Regions from separate parts of the Homo sapiens genome. Here region 1 is linked to region 2. Evidence: read pairs that join two places in POLR2A ChIA-PET (ENCODE). Cell type or tissue: Panc1. All regions are shown on one strand. Links, peaks and the distances in the headings refer to the core of each region. The heading gives the core; the rest is flanking DNA.

What was found. Peaks named below come from ENCODE experiments on the same cell type or tissue, not always from the same donor. Only the 100,000 strongest peaks of a DNase experiment are listed, where the experiment ranks them.
Region 1: POLR2A ChIA-PET joins it to region 2 with 5 read pairs; 14 of 35 experiments call an interaction of 5 or more read pairs at or near these places.

Annotation. Positions count from the first base shown.
Region 1 is chr5:151,765,847-151,768,764 of GRCh38, forward strand. It overlaps the pseudogene RPLP1P6. Among named protein-coding and RNA genes, the nearest start is that of G3BP1, 4.6 kb to the right of the region's middle. In Panc1, for the core only: no CTCF peak of the experiment used is centred there; no DNase peak of the experiment used is centred there.
Region 2 is chr5:151,703,556-151,706,473 of GRCh38, forward strand. It overlaps the pseudogene RN7SKP232. Among named protein-coding and RNA genes, the nearest start is that of SPARC, 18 kb to the left of the region's middle. In Panc1, for the core only: no CTCF peak of the experiment used is centred there; no DNase peak of the experiment used is centred there; H3K27ac peaks cover 2,500 bases.

The DNA.
Region 1 (2,918 bases), core at 144-2,643, 62 kb after region 2:
GACCAACAGCAGTAAAGTCAGCTTTTTATTGAACACATTATAAAACAGGTTTAGTAAAAAGACCAAAGCCCATGTCATCATCAGACTCCTCAGATTCTTCTTTCTTTGCTTCCATTTTCTTCTCCTCAGCTGAAGCAGCAGCAATGGAGGGGGCAGGACCTCCTGCTGGTGCAGCACCAGCTGCTAGAGCAGGTCCACCAGCCCCTACATTGCAGATGAGGCTTCCAATGTTGACGTTGGCCAGGGCCTTTCCAAACAAGCCAGGCCAAAAGGTTCAACATTTACACTGGCTGCTTTAATGAGGGTATTGATATTAACCTCCATGATGATCACCTCGTCATCGTGCAGAATGAGGGCCAAGTAGACACAGGCAAGCTCGGAGATGGAGGCCATGGCGCGGGCGAGTGTGGGGCTGACATTGCCAGAGGTGGTGCTAGTCACTGGATGAAGTGATGGCCTCACCCCAATGTGGCCTTAGCTTCCTCGGAAGGACCAAGCACCTTGGTGGCAACTGAGGAAAGGGCAAAGTATCATTTTTCACAATGTCATGATTGAACAATTATTTAACTTCTTTTTGCTTTGGTTTCCCTATCTGTTGAAATGAGCTGTTTGAAGATTAGATTAGTTTTTTTTTTTTTTAAGACAGTCTCATTCACTCTGTCACCCAGGCTGGAGTGCAGCGGCACAATCTCAGCTCACTGCAAACTTCACCCCCTGGGTTCAAGCGATTCTCCTGCCTCAGCCTCCTGAGTAGCTGGGATTACAGGCATGCATCACCACACCCGGTATTTTTTGTATTTTTAGTAGAGACGGGGTTGTACCATGTTGGCCAGGCTAGTGTTGAACTCCTGGCCTCAAGTGATCTGCCCAACTCGGCCTCCCAAAGTGCTGGGATTACAGGCCTGAGCCACTGGGCCTGGCCTTAGATGAGGTCTTATGTATATTTTATTCTTGTTTCTTTTTTCCTTATTGGGCTTTGAATTCCAAGTGACATAAACCTGAGTCTGATTCTGAGCTCTGCCCCCTTCCAGCTATAGGCCAGTCATTTAGCCTTTCTGAGCCATAGTTTCTACATCTGTAAAAGAGTTAATACTTCATAGAGTTTTTGTAAGGATGACTTGAAAAACTGTAACTAGCACTGTGACTGTCACATAATGGGTGCTTGATATATATGCTATTTATTCCTCTTCTAAGCCACAGAAAGTGAGGACTTCTAATATGTGGTACCAGAGTGTGCAGCAAAGAACCTTCTGCAAAGAGCTTTGGCTGCAGATGTTCAAGATTTGCCATGGACTCCAGAACTCTCAAATCACTTGGAAATTTGTCTATGCAGCATTATCTGGTGTCATGCCTGAGATATTGAAGGAAAAGCCCCAGCCTTTCAGGGGTTTCTGAGAAGAATATGCCCCTTTTCTGTATTCATAACTGTATCTTCTTTCTCTGGGCAGTATTGAGAGTGGGTAAAAGAACATGGACTTGAAGTCAGAGAGTCCCAGCTTCTAGCCCTAGCTATGTGACCAAGGGCAAGTTGTTTCCCTCTCTGAGCCTGTTTTCATACTTGAGAAATAGGAAATAGGGATGTTGTGAATATTAAATGAGATCGTTCTTGGAAAGAATATTAGCAAGGTACCTGGCGCACGGTCAGTGCTCCACAGAGTCTGAGGAGGTGATGTATTTGCCAAGAGACAATGCCAAAGAAGGGAGGAATGCAATTAGGCATGTCTTTCTAAGCCAGTAAAGGGCCTCTTTGGATCTTTGTATGATTTTATTTTATTTATTTATTTTAATTTTATTTTATTTATTTATTTTTTGAGGTGGAGTCCTGCTCTGTCGCCCAGGCTGGAGTGCAGTAGCACAATCTTGGCTCACTGCAACCTCTGCCTCCCAGGTTCTAGCAATTCTCCTGCCTCAGCCTCCCGAGTAGCTGCAACTGATTACAGGCACCTGGCTAATTTTTGTATTTTTAGTAGAAGTGGGGTTTCACCATGTTGGGCAGGCTGGTCTCAAACTCCTGGCCTCAAGTGATCCATCCGCATCAGCCCCCCTAAGTGCTGGGATTACAGGCATGAGCCACCACACCTGGCTTGGATCTTTGTATGATCTTTGCATGGTAAGGAGCAAAAGGCAAAGAGGTTAGCAGTTTTTGGGGAGGTGAATTAAAACGTGGATACCTCATTTTCAAAACCTCTTGTAAGGCTGGGTGAAGTGGCTCACGCCTGTAATCCCAGCACTTTGGGAGGTTGAGGTTGGAGGATTGCTTGAGCCCAGGAGTTCAAGACCAGTCTGGGCAACACAGTGATACCTTATCGCTACAAAAATTTAAAAAATTAGGTGGGCTTGGTGATACATACCTGTGGTCCCAGCTACTTGGGAAGCTGAGGTAGGAGGATCACTTGAACCCAGGAGGTTGAGACTGAAGTAAACTGTGATCTTGCTAGTGCACTCCAGCCTGGGTGACAGAGCGAGACCTTGTCTCAAAAACAAGAAAACCCCCCCAAAACACCCCTCTCATATACCTACCTACAAGGCCTAATGTATTACATCCCTTTTGTTTTAAAGATCAAAATTTCTATATTATAGTTCCTCATATCACTATTAAAATCTATACCTAACACTAATTAAAATAATAATATGGGCATTTCTATTTTTTTTAAAATCACACAGCCAGGCATGGTGGCTCACACCTATAATCCCAGCACTTTGGGAGGCTAAGGCAGGAGCACTACTTGAGGCCAGGAATTTGACATCAACCTGGGCAACAAACTGAGACCCTGTCTCTACAAAAAAAAAATTAGCTATGTACAATGATGCAGGCCTGTAGCTACTGGGGAGGCTGAAGCGAGAAAATTGCTTGAGCCCAGCAGCTCGGGGTCACAGTGAGCTATGATTGTGCCACTGAACTCCTGCTGGGTGACAGA
Region 2 (2,918 bases), core at 105-2,604:
GATGAATAATTTTTATATAATGCTATAGAATGAGCTTCAGGGAATATTAGTAAAAAGTGAACAAACCATTAAAAACAAAGTGCAGAGCAATGTTTAGACTGCAAGAGAGAGAAAAATAAAAACATGCACATGTGCATTTGCTCACATACCCAAAAAGAAGCAACTGAAAGGTAAAACTAAAAATTAATAGAGATGGTTACCTTAGGGAGAGAGAAAATGTTGTTGATAAAAAGCTAGTGTTCTCTGATTACTTTGTTATATAGTTTTAACTTTGGAACTATTAAGTGTTTTGTATAATTAAATTTACATTAAAATAACATAAGCTATTGATTGGCTATACAACGTTCTTTTGCACCACAAATTCCAGGAACATAAAGATAATGGGTAAAGGTCACATAGTGCAACTTATGGTAACAGTTTAGGTTATTTATCAACTAGTCTGGAAGCTTTGGTGAAGGAAAGAAAGAAAAAAATGCCTTTAAACAATTGTCCCTGGAAAATGGGAGTGGAAGGGGGTGGGTGTCAAGACTGTCTCATACTCATGGTCTCTCACAGCCTGATAAATTTTGCACACTCCACATTCTTTGGACAGCTCTGAGCTACTTTTCTTTCTCAAGGGGAAGTTCTTCCTTAAAACATTGAGGAAGCATTGTTAGAAATTGAAGATCAACATTTTGCAGCCCCTAAGAGTAATGGGTCAAAGTAACGATTAAGGAATGAGAGGTCGATGAGGAACCATGTAATGGATGGGCCAGGACAACAGTACTTGAACCAGTTCAATAATCTTGATAGTTTGTTTGGAGGTTCTAGCAGGGGAGTGCAGCTGTTTGTACACCCTTGACTGAAGACCAGTCCAGCTCTGTCTGGGATGGTCATCCTCTCAGACCTAGCACTCAGCTTCAGGGGGACGTGCATGGAGTGGTGAGGAAGGACAGGGACACCTGCCTAGCCAGCCAGAGCAGCCAAATCAACCCTGGCGGTCAATGAGGTGACACATATCGTAGCCAGATCGTCCTCACATCCGAATTCAATAATCTTAACATCACTAAGTGTGGGACAAAGAGACATCTTGTTCTTCATGGTGTGATGTAATAAAATGTGCACACCATGACATAGGAAGTACTTATGGCAAAAGAAATTAACCTGAGTGTAACTACCAGTTTATGGGAAATACAAAGGAATAGAGAAATGTGTCTAAAAACACAAGAATTAAATCAGCCAAACCAGAATATGGTGAATTTTGCAAGACAAATAACATGATTTCTTCAATAAATGAATGGCATGACAAAAGGTGGGGAGTGAAGGGAGGATCTCTAATAGATTAAATGAACCATAAGAATAAAGTGTAGGCCGGGCGCGGTGGTGGCTCAAGCCTGTAATCCCAGCACTTTGGGAGCACTTCAGGTGGATCACCTGAGGTCAGGAGTTCAAGACCAGCCTGACCAACATGGTGAAACCCCGTCTCTACTAACAAATACAAAAATTAGCTGTGTGTGGTGGCTGGCACCTGTAATCCCAGCTACTTGGGAGGCTGAGGCAGGAGAATCCCTTGAACCCGGGAGGCAGAGGTTGCAGTGAGCCAAGATCGCGCCATTGCACTCCAGCCTGGGCAACAAGAGTGAAACTCTGTCTCAAAAAAAAAAAAAAGAATACAGTGTAAAGCACGAGCTTCTTTGTAGCCTGATTCAAGGCAACTAAATTTAAATAGGCATTTTTCAGAAAACAGAAAATTTGAACACAGACTGAGTATCGAATGATATTAGGGGATTACTTTTTTCTCCTGTTTTTTTAGAGGCCTTGCCTTGCAATGTCGCCCAGGCTGACCTCAAACTCTTGGGCTCAAGCAATCCTCCCGTCTCAGCCTTCCATAGCTAGGACTACAGGCGTGCAGCACCACAGATGGCTAATTAAGGAACTACTTTAATTTTGTTAGATGAGATGAGGGCGATGTGGCTATGTTGAAAAGAAAGACCTTATCTATTAGCTATAGATACTGAAATATTTATGGGTATCATGATATAATATATGGGATTTATTTTGAATTACTCCTGGGAAAAGGTATGTGATGGGGGTGGGTATGTAAAATAAACTGATAGAAGGTTGATAGTAATTCAAGCTAGGTGATGGTCCATGGAAGCTTAATTATATTATTCTCTTTGGGGTGTGCTTGAAAATATTTATAAAACAATATAACAATATCAAATTAAATTAATGCTATTAGGGCCAGTCATGGTGGCTTATGCCTGTAATTCTAGCACTTTGGTAGGCTGAGGCGGGCGGATCACTTGAGGTCAGGAGTTTGAGACTAGCCTGGCCAACATAGCAAAACCCCATCTCTACTAAAAATACAAAAAATTAGCTGGGCGTGGTGACGGGCGACTGTAATCCCAGCTACTCAGGAGGCTGAGACAGGACAATCCCTGGAACCTGGGAGGTGGAGGTTGCAGTGAGCTGAGATCACACCCACTGCACTCCAGCCTGGGCAAAAGAACGAGATTCCATCTAAAAATAAAATAAAATAAAATAAAATTAATTAATTAATGCTGTTAGTTGTGAGGGCTCTAGGAAAGATTAGCAAGTGTTAGAAAGGTGTTAGCAACTTATTAGCTCCAAACTAAGACTTTCTCCTCTTTATGATCAGAAGCCTTGGAAAAGGCTATTCTTTATTCTTTTTTTTTTTTTTTTTTAAGACTAGTCAAGTGCAAGTGCAGGCCAGGCATGGTGGCTCACCCCTCTAATCCTAGCACTTTGGGAGGCCAAGGCAGGAGGATTGCTTGATCTCAGGAGTTCAAGACCAGCCTGGGCAACACAGTGAGACCCTGTCTCTGCAAAAAAATAAGAAAATTAGCTAAGTCTGGTGGTGCCCACCTGTAGTCCCAGCTACTGTGGAGGATCTGGTAGGAGAATCCCTTAAGTTC